Linked DNA regions of Homo sapiens: region 1 is linked to region 2. The links are chromatin contacts, found by Hi-C or POLR2A ChIA-PET in ENCODE. All regions are on one chromosome and are shown on one strand. Each heading gives the region's core, a stretch centred on a gene start or an enhancer-like site at or near the end of the contact. The rest is flanking DNA. Distances are from core to core; before and after follow the strand shown. Region 1 overlaps ACBD3 (acyl-CoA binding domain containing 3). Region 2 has its middle 21 kb from the start of ACBD3-AS1.

Region 1 (6,898 bases), core at 2,686-5,185, 35 kb after region 2:
AATTCTAGGGTTGTCTATCGTACCTGTTGCTGTGCAAGCTGGACTTGATACAACTGCTGCATGTACTGCTGATAGTGTTGCTCCTGCAACTGGCGGATGAGAATTTGCTGCTGTTCGTAGTTCCCTGGATACTGTTGGGCTGCATACTGCTGGAACTGCACGGCAGTCTGGGAGTTTAAAGCTGCCATTATCTGCTGCCTAAAAACATTAAAAATATATATACTAGTCTGGCTACAGGAGATTGTTCATGACAAAATAAAATGTCCTTATTACTTACTTTTACAGTCTGTAACTCTTAAAAACAACTAAGCTAGTAATGTACACCAATTAGTATGTGTTCTGGGTCCAGAAGAAAGATTTAAGAAAATAAGCCTGGCCTCTAATTTTTTACTTAGGATTTTCCAGGAAAATTCGGGATGGAAGATAAGCATATGATCATCATCATCATGACCACCATCATAATTATTAACATTTATTGTGCCCTTACTATGTGCCATGCAGTGTTGAAAGTACTCACACATACTAACCCATTTAGTCCTCACAACAACCCTCTGACAGAGGGTTCAGTAACTTGCCCAAGACTATACTGCTAGCAGATGCTACAGCCTGATGCAAATCCAGGCAGTTTGGCTCTAGAGCTACACTAATTTACCACGATGCTTTAAGATGATGGATTGTCATCTCTGACATAGATGAGGTATTTAACTGTTGGCTATGGCTTCTGTACCTAAATACATAAAAAACAGTAAGAGGCAGAAGAATAGCTGGAAGATGTTACAGGTGGCCCTGGTAAGTATAAATAAAGCCAGTGAAAAATTAAGGGTCCACAGCATTTAATTTAAAGCCTGTCTTAATAGAGGAAATACTGAAAATATCTTGGCATGCTTAGTTTAGAGATACTCATATTCTTTTATAGATAAACCACATGCTTCTTCTTTTTTTTTTTTTTGAGACGGAGTTTCACTCTGTCACCCATGCTGGAGTGCAGTGGCGTGATCTCAGCTCACTGCAACCTCCACTTCCTAGGTTCAAGCGATTCTCCTGCCTCAGCCTCCCAAGTAGCTGGGATTACAGGCACCTGCTACCACGCCTGGCTAATCTTTATATTTTTAGTAAAGACGGTTTCACCATGTTGGCCAGGCTCGTTTCAAACCCCTGACCTCAATCAAGTGATCCGCCCGCCTCGGCCTCCCAAAGTGCTGGGATTACAGGCATGAGCCACCACAGCCAGCAACCACATGCTTCTTAACTTACTTATGTGACCAACTTAACAGAGACCTCAAAGCCATCTATTAATAGATAACAAAGCAAAGCCTCACAAACTCCTACATACAGCACAACATTCGATCCACCTAGGACAACCTCCCCCAAAAAAGAGCTGCATTCATAGTCTTTCTCCAAAGTTGAATGAGGGCCTGGATTAGTTTGAGGCTAGCACTAAACCTTTTTCTGAGGAACTACCCAGAAATAATGAGAAGAAATCAATGGACTCTCATGTTCTCTGGTTTAACCTACAAGCCATGCCACCCCTACAAACTCAGACTTACTTCCCAGTGTTTTATGGGTGTTAATCACTGCCTCCTTGTACCCACAGCTCCCTCTTGAAGAACCTGTCAGTCTCTGAGTCTCAAAGCCCTTACTGAGTAAGCAATAGTTGAAGCCTCCAAATCTTGTACTAAGGACTATAAATGGATATCTGACATAGACTGGACCAACAAGATTCTCTGTCCTGGGAAACTGCAACTGGGTCTCACAGATTCCAGCCAGTCTCTGTCAGATGCATGGAAACATAGACCAAATAAATCCTCGGACAGCCTTGCATATGCCAAAGCAGACAGTTGACAATTTGCAGAGAGCAAGGATGAAGCAGAGACATAAGCTGAGAGAAGCAGAGACAAGAAACAGAGAGCGCAACCAAGCAACCTCAGCTCCTGCTTCCAATCTCTGGGTTCTGCAAGTGAACCCCCAAACCTTCTAATACATTCCTTTTTTTTTTTGAGACGGAGTTTCACTCATTACCCAGGCTGGAGTGCAATGGCGCGATCTCGGCTCACTGCAACCTCCACCTCCTGGGTTCAAGAGATTCTCCTGCCTCAGCCTCCTGAGTAGGTGGGATTACAGGCATATGCCACTGCGCCCAGCTAATTTTTTGTATTTTTAATAGAAACAGGGTTTCACTGTGTTAGCCAGGATAGTCTCCATCTCCCAACCTCAGGTGATCTCCCAACCTCAGGTGATCTGCCCGCCTCCGCCTCCCAAAGTGCTGGGATTACAGGCGTGAACCACCACACCTGGCCCGCTCATTTCTTATTTTTATTCTATTTTTTTTCCATTTCTCATTTTAAAACATAAGCCACATAATAAACTTACTTTTGCTGCTCCAACCGAAGCCTTTCTTCTTCTATCCGTCTCCTTTCCTCTTCCTCCCGTCGAAGCCTTTCCTCTTCTTCTCTCCTACGTTTCTCTTCCTCCTTTTGCAGACGTTCTCTTTCTTCCTCTTCACGCCGCCTTCGCTCCTCTTCCTCCTTCCTACAAGGCAAAGATAGAGAATGAACCCTATACGTTGAATCCTGTTTAAAAATAAAACTTTAGCTCCCAGGGAAAACTGACATGACCTTTTTAGAGAACAATGTGGATATATACATCAAAATTTAAAATACATACACTTTACTAGCAGAAACTTATAGGGAATCAATCGCACAATATACAAATCACATCAAGAATAATTATTGTTGCACAGCAACAGAAATGTGTCCATCATAAGAAACTACTTAAGTCATTATGATATTCCTATACCCTGAAGGATCCCCTCTAATATATGCTCACAGCACTAAAAGCTTTTCCTTCATAATACCTGCTGTCATTATAATTAAATTTGTGTGATACATTCAGCAATAGATCTGCATTACCCATTAAACTAGATGCTCCATAGGGGAAGAGACTGCCTATCTCACACCACGACATCCTCAGGGCTTAGCACAGTGCTGGAAAGAACAAGCACTCGACAAACGTGTACAGAAGTAAAAAATCCACCCTGAAATATCGCAGAGCCAAAGGATAGAAATACATTGCCTAATATGTAAAGACATGTAATACACTTGCTTAATGAAAAAAAAAAAGGTGAATACAAAGGAAAAGATCTGGAAGGACATACCCTAAATTTATCAGTTATTATCTATGCAGAGGAGAGTGGAATTAAAAGAAATGTGGGAAAAAAGATTTTTTTCAGTTTGTGTTTCATATACTGCCATAAATGAAAATTTTATATTGCATATATTTGTGTATTATTTCTGAAATTAAAATTTTTTGTAAAGCTTTTAATTTAAAAAAGAACGGTTAACCTCTCAGGGCAGCCCTTGCCCAGCTTTCACCCACCCCACAAGACCCTTCCAAAAAGAACAGATCCTATTGTGCTAGGAATGGACATCTTCCGGGTCTGAGAGTGGTATGGTGTTCAGGGAGCCTGCAGACAGGATGAAAGGGAAGATTTCTAAGGAGTATCAGATAAGACACTATTTCATAAACCTACCACGAGAATTGTCTGGGCTACCTCACCTTTCTCCCCTCTAACTCCTATAAGTGATTAACAACTACCTGAGCCACAGCCAAGTCTCAAAATATTGTAATAACATGACCTATTTTTTTTTTTTTTTTGAGACAGGGTCTCACTCTGTCACCCAGACTGGAGTGCAGTGGCACATTCTTGGCTCACTGCAACCTCCGCCTCCCAGGCTCAAATGATCCTCCCACCTTAGCCTCCTGAGTAGCTGGAATTACAGGGACCTGTAACCACATCCGGCTAATTTTTGTATTTTTTTTTTGTAGAGATGGGGTTTTGCCACGTTGCCCAGGCTGGTCCTGAACTCTTGGACTCAAGTGATCTGCCCGCCTCGTTCTCCCCAAGTGCTGAGATTACAGATGTGAGCCACCACAGGCGTGAGCCACTGCACCCGGCCATGACCTACTTTTAATGTGTCACAGCTGGTACAGAGCAAGAAGGTTCACAAGCCAGAGCTTAAGCTTCAGGATAGATGAAGTCTACTCTTAAACACTTTAAAATAATTCTATGTGGACTTTATCCCATGACAAAAGTATATTTTTAAAACGAAAACGCAGCTCTATATGTTGAGTAGTAACTTTTGACAATGCTTAAGAGAAATATGCATATATATCATTAAAATAAGAACTTAAAAAGCAATATATAGATACTTCTACAGACACCCTAGCGATACCTGATTGATCCAACATCACTACACAATGGACTGTAGGACATAAATCAATTTTCCAGTTAAAGAAATCTCATTCTTTTCTCATAAGAATCAAAACCTTTCCTTTAGATTAAAAAAAAAAATTTCTTTGGATAAATATCTTCTGAAAATGTAATCAAGCAATTTCCTATTATCTTAAATAGGAATAAATCATATCTAATGTTCCATCTCTTGATAACTCAGGGGTTACAGCTGTAAACATAAAAATTGTACATCATACTATTGTAATGGAGAAGTTTACCTTCATATTAAATGACCCCTGACTGCCATGCTTTTATAATTCTCGTGTCTATTTTTCATGCTTTCTATTATGTCCCTAATTATCAAGCTATTTTCTCTTCTAATCTGTTATTTCTAATCCAGGTTAAGGTAGGAAACCAGAGAATCAATTGTTTTTAAAGAATAACATCGGCTGGGCAAGGTGGCTCATGCCTGTAATCCCAGCACTTTGGGAGGACCAGGCGGGTGGATCACCTGAGGTCAGGAGTTTGAGACCAGCCTGGCCAACATAGTAAAACCTCATCTCTACTAAAAACACAAAAATTAGCTGGGTTGGTGGCAGGCACCTGTAATCCCTCTCCCAGCTACTCGGGAGGCTGAGGCAGGAGAACTGCTTGAACCCAGGAGGCAGAGGATTGTGTCACTGCACTCCGGCCTGAGCAATAGCAACAGAGCAAGACTCCATCTTAAAAAAAAAAAAAAAAAAAAAAAAAAAGTATAACATAACCTGAAGAAAAATTGGTTTTGTAGCATCATTTTCATCACCTAAAATTTTAGATAGTCAAAATTGATGAAAATATAGCCACTAGAAAAATAAGGTGTAACTATAATTCTAATTCACAACTACAACAGAGAATCCCATAAGCATAAACAGCACATTCAGTAGCTCCTCCTCCAAAACTTGAAAATAATCAATAAGCCAGCTGGAAGCCAAAGCCAACATGAATGTCTATATAAGGTAGCATAGTTGCAAACCATGAAATGGAGCATGAGGATTCTAGAAGCTCGAGGGAGACTGCAACAAAGGGTATGTCAGACCAGAGGATAGGGAGGAGGGAGTGGTTGAGTTTATGGTGGGGCTTATTCAGAAACTTAGTGTAATAAAACAAAAGGAAGGCTGCCATGATGGATGGGAGGTTCCTTTTAAAGGCACGGCCAGTAGGAAGCAGTCCTCCCTCCCCCCAAAACTTATAATACAAGTACCTGTTCACATCAGGAAGTTTGAACAATTGCCACAAGAAATGGGGATCCAAGGAAAGCAAGACACCTGATCTAGAACTAGAACAGACACTCTACAAAACAAAAGCATCAGTACACTGGGCTGCGCAGCAATAAAGTATTCCATGCCCTCAAACTTCACCTTTTTTTTTCTTGCTCTTCCTTCTCTATTTTGTGGGACGCAACATATGTTGAAAAGAGATGGCAACACCTATTTAAGAGCTTGACAAACTCCACCATGGCATCCTCTTTAGACATGTTTCCCAGGGCTGCCCATTCTCTCCTGTAAGGAATAACAAGAAAAGTTACCTCCCCTTCTTAGTAGAATGAGAACTTTTAAATTTAAACCTAAATATGAATAATTCTCAATTGTAAGTAAAATGAATGATTCTATTGGGAGCAAAAGGCTCAAAACTTCAAGTTTTAACAAGTATGTATTGATTTACTAAATTAGATACGCCACATACAATCCAAACAACTGCATTGCTGATGATTCCCATATAGCAAAAGAGTATCAATTTTTCTTTTTTCTTTTTTTTTTTGAGATAGGATCTCACTCTGTTGCCCAGACTGGAGTGCACTGGTGCGATCTTGGCTCAGCAGAACCTCTGCCTCCCAGGCTCAAGCGATTCTCCTGCTTCAGCCTCCCGAGTAGGTAGGATTACAGGCATGTGCCACTACCGCCGGCTAATTTTTTAATTTTTAGTAGAGATGGGGTTTTACTATGTTGGCCAGGCTGGTCTTGAACTCCTGACCTCAAATGATCTACCCACCTCGGCCTCCCAAAGTGCCGGGATTACAGGCATGAACTGCCGCACCTGGCCTATTTTTCTTATATAATATTTGAGCCTTAATTAAACAAAAATACTCAATGTATTCTTTTTTTGTCACAATTTTTTTTATGCCTCAATAAGGGAATCAATTACTATATATTTTAAATGGCTACTTTTAATATTATTTGGGAAGAATCAAATGAAGCTCTACTTGTCTTATGTTCATAAGCAGATGAATACAGTTCTTCCACAATATTTAACCATAAACATCTCTAAGCTAAAAACAGATAAATATCTGAAGACTCCAGAAGCTGCAAGCAAAAATGTTCAGTTCTTATCCTAAGCTAATGAACCAGCTACTTACACCTTAACCAATACACATTGTACCCTTTGCCAACATTATCCTCATTAAATTCACTATACAGAAAAACACTGTTACCTCCTGTCATTCCCCAACACATCAAAGAATCCAACCTCAGGACAAGTGTCTGGATTATATGGGCCCATAAGAACTTGCTTATGCAGTGCCACAAGCTTCAATTTTTCTTCATAAGTTGGATGAAATGCTTTGCCATCTTTTTCTATAAGAAAAAGAAACACAAAGAAAACAATTAGCACAGGCAAAATACATAATTTTCA
Region 2 (6,813 bases), core at 3,095-5,594:
GGACCCCTCTCCTCTCCAGGCCCTCCCCAAGCCTGCCCACTGATGGGGAAGCTGCAGGGCTATCCCTCCAAGGGGAGGCCCTGCCAGGCCAGGGAAGGTCCAAGTGGGTGCTCACCAAGCTTCCTAGGTTCCCAGTTTTCTTGAAACCATCTTCCCAGCACAGTCATCTCCCGTGGTTGCCTTTAGCAAGTCACATCCCCTGACTCTTTAACATCTCGGTCCTGGCAGTTTCTTGGTATGGCACCATCTCCCTATGTGGACCACAGGTTATCTATCACACTGACCCGCTGTCCCTCACACACAGTCACTCACCTGTGACACTTGGAAAGGACTAGCTCCACAGGCCTGGCCAGGGCCCAAAGGGAGGTGGCCAGCAATCGAAATCAACCCTGATGACTAAGTAGAAAAGGAGTCCTTGGGAGTATTGTGGGGAGCTCAGGGAGCTGACCAGGAGTCTGGATGGCCACAGCCACAGCCGGGGACAGTCTTGGGAGGTGACTGTGGTCACCACCACTACTGGGCTGCAGCATCGCTGAATGCAGCCCCTGCCACAACTCCACAGGCATTGGCTGTAATGATGGGCGGGGGTGCTGGGCACCACAGCGGGGAGGGAGGGCTCCTGTCCCTGCATCTTTGCCTGGGTTAGCCAGATGCCCAGGAAGGGAGAAGGAATGCTGCCCCCTTTAGCCTTTGAGGTGGGAGGAGGGGCCCTGGCTCCCATGACAGCTCACAAAATGGGGATTGCCCCTTACTAGGAGCGGTGTGCGGATGCTGATCAGCCCACCGAATGCTCACCACTGAGGGGCTGCAGCGGCCAGGTGTGAGGGGAAGAGACTGCAGAGAGGTGACAAGGCCGTCAAAGGAGAGGAGCCACCACTGGGGAGCCTGGTGGCTCAGGAAGGCAGCTGGTGTGGGTGTGGGAGAGTCGGATCAGAAGGCCAGCACTGCTCATCATGGAGCACCTGGGAGAGCAGCAGCGACTCAGCTCCTGGCACCAGGTGAGGCAGGAAAATAGGGTCTGGAGGCAGGGAACATAAGGCTCATTCACACTTCAGCTATAACCGGAAATATCCTCTCCATAGGGCATATCAGGTAAATGACTTTGTAACTTTACTTCATCCTCTCTGTTTATATAGGGCATACCCGAAGTAACCAATGAATCCTCTAGGGGGTATTTAAACTCCCCCAAATTCTGTAACAGGGCCTTTTGAATCCTACACTCAGGCCCATTCCCACACAGTGGAGTGTACTTTCATTTTCAATAAAATCTTCATTCCTTCCTTGCTTTGTTTGTGTGTCTCTTCCAATTCTTTGTTCAAGATGCCAAGAACCTGGACACTCTCCACCTTTAACACAGGGGTTGTTTAATTTACCTTTTGCCTTAGAAATATAAAAAGATACACAGTAAAGGTGTGTAAAAGGAAAGGCCTCTTTCACCCTTACCCCACCCCCATCCCTCCCTAAAGGTCCCTGTGATTAGCTTGGTGTGTGTCCAGCCCTCCCTCTGCATTTCACACGGATATGCGAACAGTGGATCAGGCTTGGGTTTGTTTCTTCCAATAAACGGCATCATGCGGTATGTATTGTTCTTTAATGTGCTTTTGGAGACGTTTCCAATCCAGCAAACCCTTTTATCCATTTCATAATATTCCGTAGAATGCATGCTCCCCATCTTGAGGGAAGTTTGGGTTGTTTCATTCTGCTTTGTTAGGACGAATGCCTGCTTTTGTGCACACAGTTGAGTATGGGGCTGGGATTTGAGGGGAAGAGGCTCTGTTTGAGTCCCTGTTGATGTGAGGTGAAGGTGTGTTGGTCCGGCACTAAGCAGGCAGTGGACAATACATGCTGAGCTGGGTTGGGAGTGGACTCTTGGGATTCGGGACTCAAAAATAATGTACGGCCAGGTAAATTGCTGGTTTTGCTTCTGGGTCACAGGAAGGGCTGCGGTCCCCGCAGACCCAGATGCGTCCACTAGATGGCGCCAAAGCCAGTAAGGTGAGGCGCTTGTGACAGAAGCCCCGACTTGCTGCAGGAGTCTGGGCCCAGGGTCTGACTCCTGAGCTCCTAGGAGATGGATGAATATTCTTCCTGCACCGCCAGCTGCCTCGCTTAAACGTGGGGAGGCTGAAGAGGGTGCAAAGCTGGGTGAACATGAGTGATTAGACAGGATGTGCCCTGGCCAAGACAGGGAGCTGAAATTCAGTCTGTGGAACAGGCTGTGATGGCCCAGAGGAAATCCATAGGTGGGAGGAAAACTATGGACCCTGTGCTCCATATTGCCAGGACCTGCAGAGGAACTAGCTCCTGCAGAAGATGCAGGATTTGGACGGGAAGATTGGGCAAGGGTTCTGTCTACTGGGCACTGAAGGTTTGATGGGGACACTGGGATGGTCCCTGCCACCAAAGCAGCTCAAGCTCAGGCAGAGGAAATAGAAACTGGACAAATGCAGTATTTCTTATGGGCACTGCTCTAAGGAGTAATTTGGAATCCAGTAGGGTGATGTAAGTGAAGGTGCTTTGAAACCTCCCAAAGCTCTCGCCCAGGTAAGGAGGTTTGTGGTCCTTGTCACCATTTACCCAGGAAAGCTTCAAAGCAGCAGCGGCGGCGGCGGCGGCGGCGGCGGCAGCAGAATTTCCCTCCTTCCCTCCTGTTACTCTCCCAGCCTCCTCTCCCTCCTATCACTCTCCTAAGTTCAGAGCTGACCCCACTCCTCTGCTACCCATGGTGGTAGCCAGGCCTGTGCCTCTCCTAGCATCAGAAGCTGCCCCAGGCTCCCAGGACTGGAGCTCAGATCTGATTTTGAAAAACTGAATGAATGGGTGAGAGCGGTGGCTTATGCCTGTACTCCCAGCATTTTGGAAGATTGAGGTGGGTGAATTGCTTGAGCTCAGGAGTTCAAGACCAGCCTGGGCAACATGGTGAAACCCTGTCTTTACAAAAAAATACAAAAATTAGCTGGACATGGTGGCACACACCTGTAGTCCCAGCTACCTGGGAGGCTGAGGTAGGAGGATTGCTTGAACCACGGGAGACAGAGGTCGCAGTGAGCCAAGATTGTGCCACTTTACTCCAGCCTGGATGACAGAGCGAGATTGTCTCAAAAAAAAAAAAAAAAAGAAAAAAGAAAAAAAAAAAGCCGGGCACGGTGGCTTATGCCTGTAATCCCAGGACTTTGGGAGGCCAAGGCGGGTGGGTCACGAGGTCACGAGATCGAGACCATCCTGGCTAACACAGTGAAACCCCGTCTCTACTAAAAATACAAAAAATTAGCTGGGCGTGGTGGCGGGCACCTGTAGTCCCAGCTGCTCGGGAGGCTGAGGCAGAAGAATGGCATGAACCTGGGAGGTGGAGGTTGCAGTGAGCTGAGATCGCGCCACTGCACTCCAGCCTGGGCGACAGAGCAAGAATCCGTCTAAAAAAAAAAGAGAGAGTCCCAGTGCTAAAACTGAGAGTCCTGGGCAAACTGGAACAATTGATCACACAATAAAGTGGGGGTTCTTGGGCTGGGTATGGAGGCTCATGCTTATAATCTCAGTGCTTTGGGAGGCCAAGGTGGAAGGATTGCTTGAGCCCAGGGCTTCAAGACCAGCCTGGACAACATAGCAAGACCCTATCTCTACAAAAGAAAAAACAAGCACACACTTGTAGTCCCAGCTACTTGGGAGGCTGAGGCAGGAGGACTGCTTAAGGCCAGGAGGTGGAGGTTGCAATGGGCTATGATGGCACCTCTGCACTCCAGCCTCAGTGACAGAGCAAAACCTCATTTTGAAAACACACACATGAGGGGCGCTGGGAATAGCCGCTCATGTCGGCTGACGGAGCGGTGTGGGGCCGCATGCGAAGCTGCCTCCGCGCCTTCCCCGAGCGGCTGGCCGCCTGCGGGGCCGAGTAAGGACTTCTGCGCGCGGGAGTTCGAGGCCCTGCGGAGCTGCTTCGCCGCCGCGGCCAAGAAGACGCTGGAGGGAGGCTGTTAGGAGGGACTCTGAGCTTCACACCTGTCTGCTGCCGTGGTTGCAGAGCCCTAGTCCTGATGGCCCCCGGTGGCATACATTGAATGCCTAGGGCAGAAAGGAAGTGGGAATGGCGAAGATGTGACGTGCCTCGGTGTTAGATACTGTTTCTTCTTAACAAGTTGAGGCGTGGGTAGAGCAGGAACTGGTTTTCCAGCATTGTGTCCGTAAACCTGAGTCAGAATAAGATGTAACAGAAGCCAGATAAAGACTCTGTCAAATCCTGCAAAAAAAAAAAAAAGAAAAAAAAGAAAACACACACACACACACATGCACACAATGCATAAAGTGTTTCTGAAACTTTGGTGTGCATGAGAGACACCTGGGGACTTACAAAAACACAGATGGCTGGCCCCACCCTAGAGTTTCTAATTTAGTAGGTCCAGGGTGGGGTCCGGTAATTTGCATTTCTAACAAGTTTCCTGATACTGCTGCTGTTGCTCTTGGTTGGGGCCCAAACTTCCAGAACAACTGGTCTGAATGAAGGGCTGGGTCCGGGACCTGCAAGTCCCACTGTGCTGCTTGCCCCGGTACCTCCTCCTAAGTCTGGCCCAGCAGGAAACGGAGCGCGGGTCAAAGTCCTCTCACAGTCAACCAGGAGAAACCTGTGTCTTCCTGGCAGGGTGGCTGGGTGCTATGGAAACAAGGCTCAGCCCAGAAGTGCCCAGCCTCCTTCCCAGAAGCAACTTCAGCCTCTAGGGGAGGAGTGAAGTGAACAAACAAACGGAAGGGCAGAGCTCAGTTCCTGGATGGAAGCGGCACCTGCATGGAAGCGCCCTCAGCAACCTCAGGGCCCAGACTTCCGGGAAAGTCTCACAGGGCCCCTGGCTTGAGTTTTGGAGCTGGAAGGGAACTTTGCAATCTTGGTTCAACTTTTTGTTTTATTTTCTGAGATGAATCCTCGCTCTGTTGCCCAGGGTGGGGTGCAGTGGCGCAATCTCGGCTCACTGCAACCTCCGCCTCCCGGGTTCCAGCGATGCTCCTGCCTCAGCCTCCTGAGTAGCTGGGATCACAGGTGCCTGCCACCACGGTTGGCTAAATTTTGTATTTTTAGTAGAGATGGGGGTTTCACCATGTTGGCCAGGCTGGTCTCGAACTCCTTACCTCAGGTGATCCGCCCACCTCTGCCTTCCAAAGTGCTGGGATTACAGGCATGAGCCACCGTGCCCGGCCCAGTACATCTTTTAACTGGGCTGTGAATGACACGACTTGCTAAGACCTGCCCACTAAGAATGAGCTGCAGCCAGCACAATGTTGTCCGCTTCCAGCCACTTTCCTAGATACTCCTCCATTCCTCAGATTCCAGCCCCCACCCCAGCCTGGAACGCCCACAGTGCTTTTATCACAGCTCTTAACTCCACTTGGTTCCCCAAAGCTATGAGCCCACATACCACCTCCCAGGGCTACAACACTTTGGGTTTCTCAGACACTGTCAACACTAAGCAGCATGAACTGCAGGACACACAGGACAGCTGGAGAGGGGCAGTGAGTCACTGTGTCATAGTCCTGCCCAAATTCCAATGTTGAAATTGCAGAAGCCTGGGGCCCACCCTAGAGAATCTGATTCAGCAGGTTGGAGGGGGGGCCCAGGCACTGATATTTTCAAGAGCCCTGGGTGATGTGGATGCCGATAGCACTGGCTGCATGCTGAGAAACACTGCCGATAGCATCATCTTCCACAGAAGGCCACCCAGGAAGAGATGATGAGGTGACAGAACTTCATCACCCAACTCAAGAAGGCTTGGGAGGAAGGGGTAATTTATTGGTTCTAAGCCCAGACCATGGACAAAACAGAGTGCTATGGTTCAAATGTCCCCAGCAATGTTCATGTTGAAATGTAATTGCCGTTGTGATGGTGGCATTGGCAGGTGGGGCCTTTGCAAGGTAATTAGGTTATGAGGGCTCTGCCCTCAGGAATGGATCCATGCCATCATCTCTGGAGTGGGTTCTTGATAAAAAGGATGATTCTGGACCACTTCCCTCTCATGTCTCACATGCTTACCTCTGCCTTCCATCCTTCTGCCATGGTGGGGCCCTCACAAGATGCTGGTGCCATGCTCTTGGACTTTCCAGCCTCCAGGACTGTGGGAAATCAATTTCTTTTCCACCCAGTCTGTGGAATTCTTTTTAAAATTTTTTATACTATTATTACTATTATTATTTGAGATGGAATCTTGCTCTGTCAGTCACCCAGACTGGAGTGCAGTGGTGCAATCTCCGCTCACTGCAACCTCCGCCTCCTGGGTTCAAGCAATTCTCCTGCCTCAGCCTCCCAAGTAGCTGGGATCACAGGTGTGCGCCACCATGCTCTGCTAATTTTTGTATTTTTAGTAGAGACGGGGTTTCACCACGTTGCCCAGGCTGGTCTCCAACTCCTGGGCTTAAGTGATCTGCCAACCTCAGCCTCCCAAAGTGCGTGAGCCACCGTGTCTGGCCCACTCTGTGGAATTCTGTATGGCAGCAGGAAATGGACTAAAAAGCAGTACAGAGATGTCACTCGGCTTCATGCACAATGGGAACTGAGGCCTGGGTTCTCCGGTCTCTCCAGGCTAATTTCCCCACCCAGCTGGGAACAATCACCCACAGGGTCCATCTTCCACCAGAGGAACTCACTCGCTGCCAAATTTAAAAACCCTGGGAGACAGCCAATTGGGTTAGGTGCTTCTTCCTGGACCAGTGAACTGTGATCAGGTGAGTGGGCCCCACATGGGCCAGCTCTGGGTCAGTACCACTCAGGGTCTAAGGCAGGGAAGGGTGGTGGAGAAGGGGTAAAGCCTCACCAGTTTTATTGTTTTTTAAAAA

What was found. A loop is a pair of places that touch in the nucleus more often than their neighbours do. ChIA-PET counts read pairs that join two places held with the same protein, here RNA polymerase II (POLR2A). Pooled maps may share reads with other maps.
Region 1: a loop to region 2 is called in a map of OCI-LY7, with 5 times the contacts of the local background. The contact joins two enhancer-like sites. A Hi-C loop is called at or near these places in 6 of 168 maps with a recorded cell type or tissue (B cell, Caco-2, GM12878 and 3 more), 12 of 37 single-sample maps with no recorded cell type and 11 of 50 pooled maps. POLR2A ChIA-PET finds 5 or more read pairs at or near these places in 21 of 52 experiments (A549, B cell, BJ and 16 more).

The regions. Positions count from the first base shown.
Region 1 is chr1:226,159,161-226,166,058 of GRCh38, forward strand. It overlaps ACBD3 (acyl-CoA binding domain containing 3), which reads right to left. Exons shown (of 8, transcript NM_022735.4): 2 at 6,699-6,840; 3 at 5,629-5,769; 4 at 2,371-2,529; 5 at 24-198. Among named protein-coding and RNA genes, the nearest start is that of ACBD3-AS1, 15 kb to the left of the region's middle. RefSeq lists an enhancer at 4,693-4,862. Within about 2 kb of position 3,936, at least 2 of the 41 ENCODE cell types and tissues checked have a DNase peak (open chromatin) inside an H3K27ac peak, as active enhancers do.
Region 2 is chr1:226,123,372-226,130,184 of GRCh38, forward strand. It overlaps the pseudogene LOC112268255. Among named protein-coding and RNA genes, the nearest start is that of ACBD3-AS1, 21 kb to the right of the region's middle. RefSeq lists an enhancer at 1,837-2,131. Within about 2 kb of position 4,345, at least 20 of the 41 ENCODE cell types and tissues checked have a DNase peak (open chromatin) inside an H3K27ac peak, as active enhancers do.